2 separate regions of the Homo sapiens genome follow, and region 2 is linked to region 1. Evidence: chromatin contacts called from ENCODE Hi-C or POLR2A ChIA-PET data. All regions are on one chromosome and are shown on one strand. The core of a region is the stretch at or near the end of the contact, and the rest is flanking DNA. Distances in the headings are between cores, read along the strand shown. Region 1 overlaps STXBP5-AS1 (STXBP5 antisense RNA 1). Region 2 holds the start of LUADT1 (lung adenocarcinoma associated transcript 1).

Region 1 (5,709 bases), core at 1,212-3,711:
TGAGTCAGACACATTCTGCTGATAACATTGACTAACACGCGTGAAGGGGGTTGGGGAGGGGAGGGTAATGGGAGATCTGCTTGAACAGGTTGCTCAGGTAATCCTGATGTGCTTCTCTTCCCTGACTCCTCCCATTGAGAATTACTTGTCTATATTTCACTGTACTCAAAAGTATAGATGCACTAATGGAAAATTTTGCCTGTGATAACCTGTTATAATTTTATAACAAAGATGTTAGTTAATTGACATCCGCCTGAAATACTTGAGTGTGATATGTGCATAAATTACACTCTCATCTTTATTAGTTGGAAATGATGTAAATAACATACAGGATTAAAGCCTACCTGGAACTGAATCCCAACCTTGAGGAAGTAACAGAACTTCCTTGGTTCTCAGTGTCTAGAGCAATGGGGATAGTGCCACATCTCATATAATTCTTAAGGACATTCAGTGAGAAAACAGATAAAGAGTTCCTGCTATTATATCTGGCAGATAGTACTTGCTCTTTGCCTCATCTCGGTCAGTCATCCATAGTTAAACTTGAGTAACTCTTATTGAGCAAGCTGTTTTATTTGTTACATTTCTGCAGTTGGTTTTCCTTTTAAAATCTGGACTGGGGCTGTGGATTCCTGAACAGAGCTGGACCACAGCTCTAGTGTGGTACTCTGATAGGAACAAGAGCCTTTTGGGAACAATACATTCACTGAAGGTGGACACAGATGGTCACAGGTGAACATTGTGGGCGGCAAGGTCAGAGAGGTCAATGCTTCCAGGACAAAGCTAGGGGCCTATCCTGTGCTCTCTTACTGCCATCTCTTCCACGTTTTTCTAATCTTCACCTTTATCATTTTTTTTATTTTCACATATTCTAACAAAAATGCTCTCAATCCATGATAATTTTCTTGGCTTTTTTTTTTTTTGCATATGAGAAACATGCTGCTATTCTGACCATTTTTGTGCTAATCATTGATTGCTGCTCACCCACTTGAGATATGGTTAAATAGTTACCATGGACTGAATTAGCCCTTTCTGTTTATTGTTGAGGAAGAACAGATAATTTCATTCCTTTGCTATCTCAGTCATTTACTATTTAAGGTCGACTTTTCAGAATTTTGTTCAAAATGGTTACTTTGAGTCAAATACTACTTTTTCAGTGGAACTGCTTCTTGGTTCTTCACTGGAACCCACATCTACTCTTCCATCTTCAAATAACAGGAAAATGGAAATTTGTTCCTGTTGCATTCTTCACCCTCAGAATTCATCTGTTGTGCTGGGTCATCCAATTTTCTATTCTTCCCTTCCCCAAAAGAAGTGGCATAATCCAGTGGATGTCTAACTTAACACACAAAGGCAGAGAAAAATGGGTTCTAGTTTATTCCTTGGTTGTTGGGAGGTGGAGGAGTTTGACTTACTCCATGACTCACTTTTCTCATCTGTGTAATGAGGATAGTCATTCTAACATAACTTCCTCCATTTCAACTTCCTGCCTGGACACTTTTGTTGGAGCCTGAATGCAAGAGCCATTCTCACTGGGATGCCACAGCTCTGGAGACTTCTTATAGATGTTGTTTGGAACACTCCAGGCTTGGAGATGGGCCTTTAGACACTGCCTGTAGTACTGCTTAGCAACAGCTCTACAGACATAAAGAGATTGCAGTGGCTGCTCCTTCCTGGCTCCACCATTCAGCAAGAGCTCCACAGGTAATCTGATGACCATGATTGTAGCAATAAGGCTCTATGGCTTAGAGTCTTGGCTCTGGAGCACTTTAAAAGATAGAGTCAGAATTTAGTTGTTTGGGCTCAAATAAAATTTGACTTTCCAGAGTACTGAAAATAAAAGAAAATGTTTATTTCTAGTATTTTTATTGTAAAGTGGTAAAAACTGTCTCAAGATAGTTGTAGGTGCTGAAGTGATCAAGGAAGTAACTAGTTATAAGCAGATTATAAAAAACTAAACCTATGGTAGCCAACCTTTGATTCTCTGTATCTCAAAGTGACCTCTCTCTGAGGACATTAATTTGAATCTTCCTCTGGTGTGATGAAAAAAGAAATTCTTATTTTCATTTTGCTTTGTAAGGAATTTCTTTACCCTTTCCTATGCTTATCAGCATATCGTTTTCAAAATCAGCTTAGCAGACCGACTGTGACCTTCCAATTGAAATGAAACATCTTCCTTTTTATCAACCGAAGGTTGTGGCTTTTGGCATGAAATTACCCAGATGGATTTATTAATTTTAGCCTCTTAACACAGACTCACTCAGACTCACCTAACTGATGAGTTTCCAGATAATAAAGAAAAAGACCATTTTAGAATAAAAATAACAACTCAGAGTCTGAACTGAATTTGCCTGGAGAATTTTCATTGGTTCATACCGGATGACTCACTTTACAGTAAATTCCAAGTCTGTGGCCAGAAAATTTGTGAGTCTGAGTCAGATAGACAAGAACCTTAATAAAACAGGAGCCAATGGCCCTGGCATTCCGCTCAGCAGTGCCTTGAAAACACAGGCACTAATAAACTGCTTTGTGAATTGTCTTTCTGGGAATATCTGTATGTTGCAGAAGGCTCGTTCTCCCTGCAGAAGCCTCTATGCTCTCCTGTGAGAGGGCTGGGAAGCAGGACTTGCTGTGCTCTTGTTCTTTAATCACTTGTGAGGCAACACAGGGTAATATTATTGTATCATCTGGCCAGCTGACAGGAAGAGATTAAAAATTATTTCAACAGCAATACATTGAAACTCCAAAGTAGTCCAGGGCATTGCGGTGACCTTCAACGAACCCTTGCTATATGACTCAGAAGCAAGATGCAGCCAAGTTGGGGCCAAGATGGATTTTGAGAAAAGGCAAATTCTGACTTTTCTGCCTCACTGGATTCAGCATCTCCTGCTTACCCAGAGCTGTCTGAAACAGCACGAGAAACTAGCGGAGTCTCATAAAGTGTGTTACTAAAAAAGCTTAGAGGACATTTATTTTAAATGAGAAGAATTACTGCTCATGGTGGTTTAAAATCCTAATGGTCACTGTGGGTCTCCTCTGAATACCAAATCTCCTTGTTGAGCACTTGCTGTGTGCTTCTCGACAAAAATGGAAACCCGAGTCAAAAGGATAGCCTTGAAGTCTCTTTCCTCCTTTGTCCCCTCCACGTGGCAGAGCGTATTTTTGTAGTTTGAGATCAAGTCTGCCAGCTTGCATTAGCATATCATCCGCCTGGTTACCAAGAAAATGTGCCTGAAGAAGAAAAACAAGAGCGTGTTCGCGGTCATTAGGCTCACATCATGAGCATGAATCAGCAGTTTGGAATTTGCGAGGCTGGGGCTGAAGTAGGCTGGGGAGCCAGCAGAGCCAGCAGAGTGGGCAGGAGAACTCCAGGCTGCCTGACTGCCCCTTGCCTCCTCCTCAAGTGCAGCGCAGCCACCCCTGGTTAAGGAAAAGGCTGAGAGACCCATGACGCAAGGATGTCCTAATCCCTGCATGTCTGCGTTTTCCTGACTTCTTTAACAAATGTTGACCATCTGTAAAGGCAAAAAACGCCTTTGATAGTAGTTATATATGAATCTTTGTATTTGAAAGAAACAGAAATTAATGCAAAAAAATTAATTTACTCTGATTTGCTTTGGACATTTTCTATCATTGGTGTTTGAAAGCAATACTAGTATGCAGATACTAGTGTGGCTGATTTATGCCATGCACAATAAATATACAAGAGATGAAAGATAATTTTAAACTCCTGTAATGCTAGCAGTAATGTAGATAATTGACAATCTGTCTTTTCGCTCCTACACCTCGTGTGCATAAAACAATGCCCACCTTGCAATAAACACTCAGGAAATGATTAATAAATTAAGTCTGTCTTTTGTCTTTCCTACATCCTTGTGTTACAACATCTCTCTGTGTGTTTGTTCCACAAAATGTCTAAATGAAGTCATAGCTGCATTTTTAAAGCACCGTGTTGCTTTGCATGTACCTTTTCATTATCTTACTAAGCTCTCACAAAACACCCTTTAAATCTTCACTTATCAGATGAGAAAACTAAGGCACAGGCAGGTCAAGTGACTTACCCAGAGTGAGGGGAGTTACTTGACGGTAGAGGCAGGACTTTAACCCAGATCTCCTGGCTTTTCAGGGCTTTCATGCTCTCCCACAATGAACAAGGCTGTATCAGTCAAAAACTCTCTCCTAGTTATCGTGACTTTGGGTGAAGACTTTGGGCTACGGTGTTGCATCTCACAGGAAGTCTGTGATCAGGGGCAATTGATCATTTGACCCTATTGTCAGTCATGAACCCTGCAGAAAGCTTTGTTTTATCAGACAGCTGTCTAAAGAAGCAGAAGGTTTAGAGCAGTTGCCTTCAGAAGCAGCACTTCCAGGAGACAGGGAGGGCTGGAGCAGAGACAGGGTGGTGTTCAGGATTGGGCACCAGGAACGTGTAGATGCAGAACCCCCAGGTGTTCACAAGAAGGGCAGCCAGGAAGGGACATGGGCAATGCTTGGGCCAGACCACACTTCCTTCTCTGTTCTGCCTGTGTCATCTTCTCTTCCTAATCTGTGTGGGTTGCCATCATTCCATGGCTCTCCTGGGTGATTCTCTAGGGCCCATGACTTAATGCTGATGGGATTAATTTTAATGGCTCTACACAAAGTCAGAATGCTCTTTTAATAATATACTATTGATTTTCTCCATGCATTGGGTGTAAGCTTATTTCTGCATGGGATTCTGTGGAGCAATAGGAGTTTACATTTATATTCAAATCTGGCAGCCATACGTCAGGCCTCCTCTCAGGATGAGCACAGACCACTGTGGTGCACCACTATGAATCTGTATAATGAAAACTGCCTTTGCTACTTTCCTTTTTCATTTTAGGAAAAGGAAATACATTTTGTATACATCAATGAAATTATTAGAATACCCTCTGATACAGAGCTCAGCTCTCTTGGGAAACCAGACCTCTTATGGGTGAAGAGAGAAATAAAATATTAGGAAGCTAAATCATATGTATCTTTATCTTGGCTCTTAGCAGCAAGGCAACTTTATAAAATGTGATTATGAATTATTGAAATTTTTCTTAAAGACAGAAAACTATAAATAAAAGTCATCCAAAGGAAAAACATTGCCATGATTTATGTGCATTCTTTAAATAATTCACCAAGAGGAAATTAGAAATATTTGTTTATATGCTTGTTTGTTTATGAGATGTTTCTGTCAAAAAGAATTTAATAGGAAATCTGTTTTCACTCAAGTCCAAATTGAAATTTCAGAAATGGGCTACCCCAATGCAGAATTCATCATCATAAATGTTAAGGATTTGGGGACCGTGAAGGCACCCTCTTATCAAAACTTGTGGGCACATATGTGTGGCTGGGTGTGCCGGGTGGGGCAGCAACATGATGTCAGGTTGTGTCCTTGCTCTTCTTATTCTTTAGAGCTCTTCTCCCTCAGGATACTCCAGCTAAGAAAGTATGGACGCTTCCCCTAGTTTAGAATGCACTTCAGATGGATTCCAAGCTAGAACAAGGTCTATCTGGAGGTGAAGTCATGTGACATGAACTAATGGCTAGATTTCTACTGAGGAAGCTTGGGGTCCTTGTCTATAAGGTAAAACTATCAATATTATCAACCTCTTATGATTAGTGAGGATAGAATGACATCATGACTATGAACATCTTTTATGAAGTAGAATGTTGGGCTGAGGTCAGCTGTCTTTTCTGTCT
Region 2 (5,403 bases), core at 1,876-4,375, 240 kb before region 1:
TGCATTTAGAGCAATGCACTAGTGAATTAAAATGTGGGCCACATAAATAAATCTGAATTGTTTAGTAGCTGCACTAAAATATGTAAAAAACAGGTGAAGTTAATTTTAACAATTTTATTCAGCCCACTATGTGTTATATAATTTCAACATGTAATGAATATAAAAAATTATTGATATTTTATATTTTTTAATAGAAATCAGGTATGTTTTTTATGCTTACCGTATATCTCAGTTTGGGTTACCCACATTGCATGTGCTCAATAGCCACAAATTGCTAGTGGCTAACATACCCCACAGTGCAGGTATAGAGTTTATACAAGAAAGAAAGGGAGGAAGGAAGAAAGAAAAGGAGGAGGGAAGAAATTAGGCTTGATTCTTTCAAGACAGTAGCAATATTTTTTTTAAGTGAAAAGTATACATTAATTGTAGAATTAAGGGCTGAAGGTAAACAAGAAACTGTGTAGCTTTGGTTTCCTACGAATGTGCTGAGTGTCTTCCGTGGAATATGGAGTACTTAAGGGCAGGGACTCTTCTTATTCATCTCATTACTGTCAGAGCCCGGCACATTGTCTGGCATATATTAAACATACATATTTGTTGAGCATGTGAATAAGTGAATCAATGGCACTATGATACCCTAAATATGCTTATTTTAAAGATTAAGGATACCCAGCTAGTTATTTCCATATTAGCAAGGGATTTAGGCAGAGTATGGAGGATGTCAATTTCAGAGATAGGAAGAGAAGTTATGGTTGATACTTTCATCATCAATATTTGTGAAATTCACTGAGACAAACCAACAAGTATAAAAGTGAGACCATCATAATACAGCCTGCTTTTAGAAAGCAATCTTTTAAAAAGATGGCTCTTAGGTAGAATTTCATCATTTTACCTAATTCTAAAAGATTTTAGCCAAGCCTCGTAACTAGATAACTAGATTAAATCTGTCATAATAAAATTTTATATTAAAAGACTTTAAGAAATATGCTGCTGTGTCTCTAGTTCATATATTACTTATTTCTTTCTCATTCTCTTTTTCCTTTAACCTAATGTATTTTGTAAGGTGTGTGCTTAAATTCTGAAAGGATTGAGTTCCTCAAGGAGAAATCAAATTCCTATTAAACTTCGTGTCTAAAAGAAAAAAAATTGCTTGGGTTTAAAGAACAAGTGAAGTATGTATTTCACATTTAAAGGAAGACTTGCAATGCCCTCATTTGCTTTCTGTCAAACTAACCAGATATCACTTTATTATCAAAACAATTTTGCTGAGTGTGACCTAAGACATCTTTAAAAATAGCACTTGTATTTTTCTTTCTGATGTAAAAAACAACTCTTCTGCATGGTAAAACATTTGCAGAAGATTCTAAAGAAAGAAATAATAATTACCCACAATCTCATCATTCAGAGATATTTTAATATTTTAGTATATTTTCCCAAAATCATTTTAAAGAATATAAATTATTAATTTTATAAAATTTGGCATATTACATCAGCTTATATCTTGTCATATAAGAATTTTCAAAATATTCTTTGAAACTAAGAATTTATTGAATGCATAAGATACCTATGAAATTTGATACATGTAATGAAGTAAAAACATGATATTCACATATTATACTTTGGAAGAAAGCATTGACAATTACTGGTAAAAAGCTGCTTCTAAAACTATCCTCTCCTTCCTTCAACTTGTCAATACTTCACTTAACCTTTCTATTCATACTTAAGCTTCAAAATTCAGAGGCTTAAATGTTAATGGTATAAAGGTTTCAATGGTGTTGATAAGTTGTTCTGAGTAAGATAAGAAAGTGTGTTTTGTTGTTTTGCTCCTGAAAGGGAGGAGAAGATAGGAAGGTAAGAGGAAGCCAGTCAAATGGCAAAATGCAGTGTGGTGTGGATTTCTATCTTTTCATCTCTTCTTCTGTCAGCTCTGATGATTACTAGATTTCTACTAAACTCAGAAATGTTTTAGTGAGTGTGATTTTTATGAAAACTGGTGATAATGCTTGATGCCAAGTGTTCCTGTTTAGGTTGACATGGAGTGAAATAAACACTGTAAAGTAGATGCCTGGACAACGGATAAAAGGTTTTGAAAGGATAAGCCCTCAGGAACTACAAAATATGATGGGAGGGCTTTGGGCCACTACCAGCCATGTTGTAGTTACATTCCTTGTCTTGAGTCCCATGGATTTCTCTTTGAAATGGACAGATTTATGTTTAATTTTCCTCTATTTTCCTACAGTAAGCTATCTCTTTCTCTTTCACACTCCTCACATTCCCATCTCTGAGATCTATCACCTTTGATCTTTCTATCTCAGTAATTTTTGAGTCCTTTTCTTCTTGCACCAGCATTTTCTCTGCTTGGAAAAGCCTTCCTGTTGGTGGTTCCTGTCTCTACCTATCTGGCAAAGGCTCCTGGCTTTTCCGGGTTCTGATTGTAACTGGATCATGATCACATTGCTTACTGTGTTCCTTCCTGGGTTCACAACATACAACTCATCCACTTAAACAAATGGAGAGAAAACAGCAATGCTTTTCAGACCTTGTGTTTGTATTTTAGTCTTAATTCAAATTTATCATTTGTCTCTACCACACCCCCTTAACTTACTTTGTTCAAGTTGAAAATTACGGTTTATCACATTTTTGGGGGGAGAAGGGAAGAAAAAGAATTTACAAAGTGTCACTAGATGAATTAGTCCTACAGTTTAGTTTGAATTCCCGGTCTCAATTTTATATTTTGTCTAGAAAACGAAGCATTTAAGAGTTCATTTTTTAAGTGTTTATGGTGAAGAGTTAAAGAGTTTTATAAAGTGTCTATGCTACAAATACTATCAGAAGAAGAACTTATCATGCAAAAATGGTTGCATGTTTATTCTTCCTTGGAGAATTGTTCTTCACCAAAAACCCTGTTGCAAGAAGCAGTTAGGTACAGTTAAGAGCTTGTTGTGCAGAACTCAGGTTACTTCATATCCCTTTCAAGAAGCTGTGGTCTGCCTCATCAAAATGCTTTCTAACGACTGTGAACAGTAGATTTCTCCACACAACATCTTAAGAAAACTTATACTTACTTGGAAATTTGCTGTAAGAGGATTGCTGGTGTGGATTTGCTGAACGGAAACCATTTCTGCCTTCTAGAAAAGAAAAGAAAATAATGAAGAAAATTTGCCTTAACCACGCTCAAGCCTAGCTATTTTCTCTGAATGTTTCTATTCACTTTACCAGAATATGTTAAACAAATATTTATTGAGTGGCTACCATTTTCAGACACTGTGCTAGAAGCTGAAAGAAAATAAGACAAATAGATTCCTTAGGGCAAGATCATGGGATTTGTATTTATGTATATTTGCTTAGTATCTTGGTGCTATCAGCTAAGACTTTAATTTTTTTTTATACTGCATTTTCATTGCTCTACATGCTGGCTTTCACTAATAAAATAACTTGTGACTTGGCAGATTATTTGTAAATTTTCTTAGCCAGTCTGCAAAGATAATAAAAAAGAAAAATTCCATTTTAGGAAACTCATTTACCTTGTACTACTAGGATAAACTGGTCTTCCATGCTTAGACAAAAACCAAACAAACAAAAATAACAAAATGAAAAAAATAAACAGTGTAAGACTTTTTACTTTTTCTTTCTGTGAAAATTAGTTACAGTAGGTAGTACTAAGAAAATAAGCACCACATAACAAATAATGATTATGTAGAACAAAAGAAAATATATGGTTATTTTCTAATAATGGATTTTAGGATTACTTTATAAAAGAAAACGTTACATTAAATGTAAGGCTTAGGTGGTTATGGTGTGCTACAGGAACAAAGTTCTGTATTCTTGGGTAAGAACTTTATTCTCTTGTGAATTAGTTGATTGGCTTGAAAGACTGAGCTGTATGAACTAAGCTCTATGCACAAAAAATAGAAAATAGAGTTCACTTCCTCCTATTTGCCTTTAGCTGAAATTTTATAGTTAGGCTCTCAACATTCATGATGTTAGTCCTTCAGTCAGCCAATCAGTTAGTCTTTTGGTTACATTAGATCTTATACCTAAATAGTTTTTTAAAAAATGATAAACTTATTCAAAGAATAGTTTAAATTTCGATTTGTAGTTTGAACATTTATGCCAATTAATCAAACATACAATCTAGCACCTATTGGGTTAGGTTGATTTATAGTTATAATCCAGATGTCAGATAGGAGAAGAAACTTTCCTGCTTTTAAAAAGAAAAATGTAAGATTCAGAGACTTTCCCATTGCAAAGGTCTTTTGTAGTATTTAGAGAAAATAGGTAACTCTAAGCACAAAGCAGTCTTGTGTTCTTTTTCACAGGCTTTGTGTTTTTATTTTAGTACTTGAAATATAACATCCTATCTTTATATTGCATATCACATTTTTTCAAACTTTTACATATCATCTATTATGCTCCTCATGAGAACCCTATCAGGGAGACAAGCCAATGTTCCCCCAAATTTGCCTGGCAAGTAGTAGAGTAAGTAGTAGAGCTCACGGACCTGGGCTTTAAGTTTAGGGTTCCTTAAATAGTGTTATACAGATTGATCCTCTACGTTGTTTTAATGCTGGAAATTTCTTCTAGTGGGACACAAGAAATAAAGAATTGATAAGCTTTGTGAGATGTACCACCAAAACACAGACCTACAGAAGATTTTCTTTTCTTACAAGCCAAACTCTTTAAGTGCCTTAAAATAGCTCAAGACATCTGAGTCAAGGTCTTAAAATAGCTGAAGAGAGGTTCCACTGGATTACAGGAATCTCCTGCCTCTAAAAACTATGTATAAGCCTCACCCAGGAATACCTGAAGTGACATCCAGAAAGTTCTGAAGAATGCAAAAATAATTACTCGATCAGTCCCTTCTTAGCCTGTTTCTTTGGAAATGACTCCAGAATATTTATGCACTCTTCCTTACTGGTGCCCTTCTGGGAACAGGACGTTCTTGCACTGGTATATGCTCATGTGGAGATCTGAGGATGATGCTAGTGGAACCCAAGAGAGAGAGTTACACTTGTGACTCATCACAGTTTGATATCACATGAGTGTTCCCAGTTTTTGCCCTCTTCCTGACCTACTCTCTGTCTCTGTCTCTCTCCTTGCGTTTATCTAGAGAGTGTTCTTTTACCTTTTGTGATGGGAGAGGAGAAGAGTGAGAAGGACTCAGAGGGTTCAGTAGTTTTGGAAAGCCTTAGGAATAGTTCTTGGGTTTGGTGAACGTGGATGGATGGAGAAAAGGAGATTGCAGATGAGTTTGAAAGGATGCTTGGTCATCCCATCTTACTCCTCCTTAGTCCCAGTAGAGAGCCTATACACCTGGGCTGAGCTGCAGCTGAGGATGGGGCAGGTGGGCAGGTGGCTGGGTGTCAGGGGTTCTAGGCTCTGCAGTTGGCTGGACAGGAAATG

The links. A loop is a pair of places that touch in the nucleus more often than their neighbours do. ChIA-PET counts read pairs that join two places held with the same protein, here RNA polymerase II (POLR2A). Pooled maps may share reads with other maps.
Region 2: a map of K562 shows a loop between it and region 1 (3-fold over the local background). The contact joins the promoter of LUADT1 here to the enhancer-like site in region 1. A Hi-C loop is called at or near these places in 4 of 168 maps with a recorded cell type or tissue (K562, MCF 10A, PC-3 and 1 more) and 4 of 50 pooled maps. POLR2A ChIA-PET finds 5 or more read pairs at or near these places in 3 of 52 experiments (AG04449, MCF 10A and T-cell).

Annotation. Positions count from the first base shown.
Region 1 is chr6:146,911,668-146,917,376 of GRCh38, reverse strand. All of the region lies in intron 7 of STXBP5-AS1 (STXBP5 antisense RNA 1), which reads left to right. Among named protein-coding and RNA genes, the nearest start is that of LUADT1, 240 kb to the left of the region's middle. Within about 2 kb of position 2,461, at least 29 of the 41 ENCODE cell types and tissues checked have a DNase peak (open chromatin) inside an H3K27ac peak, as active enhancers do; they include PC-3 and endothelial cell of umbilical vein, where a contact is called at or near this core.
Region 2 is chr6:147,156,647-147,162,049 of GRCh38, reverse strand. It overlaps LUADT1 (lung adenocarcinoma associated transcript 1), which reads right to left and starts at 3,125. Exons shown (of 3, transcript NR_132442.1): 1 at 3,066-3,125. All of the region lies in intron 3 of STXBP5-AS1 (STXBP5 antisense RNA 1), which reads left to right.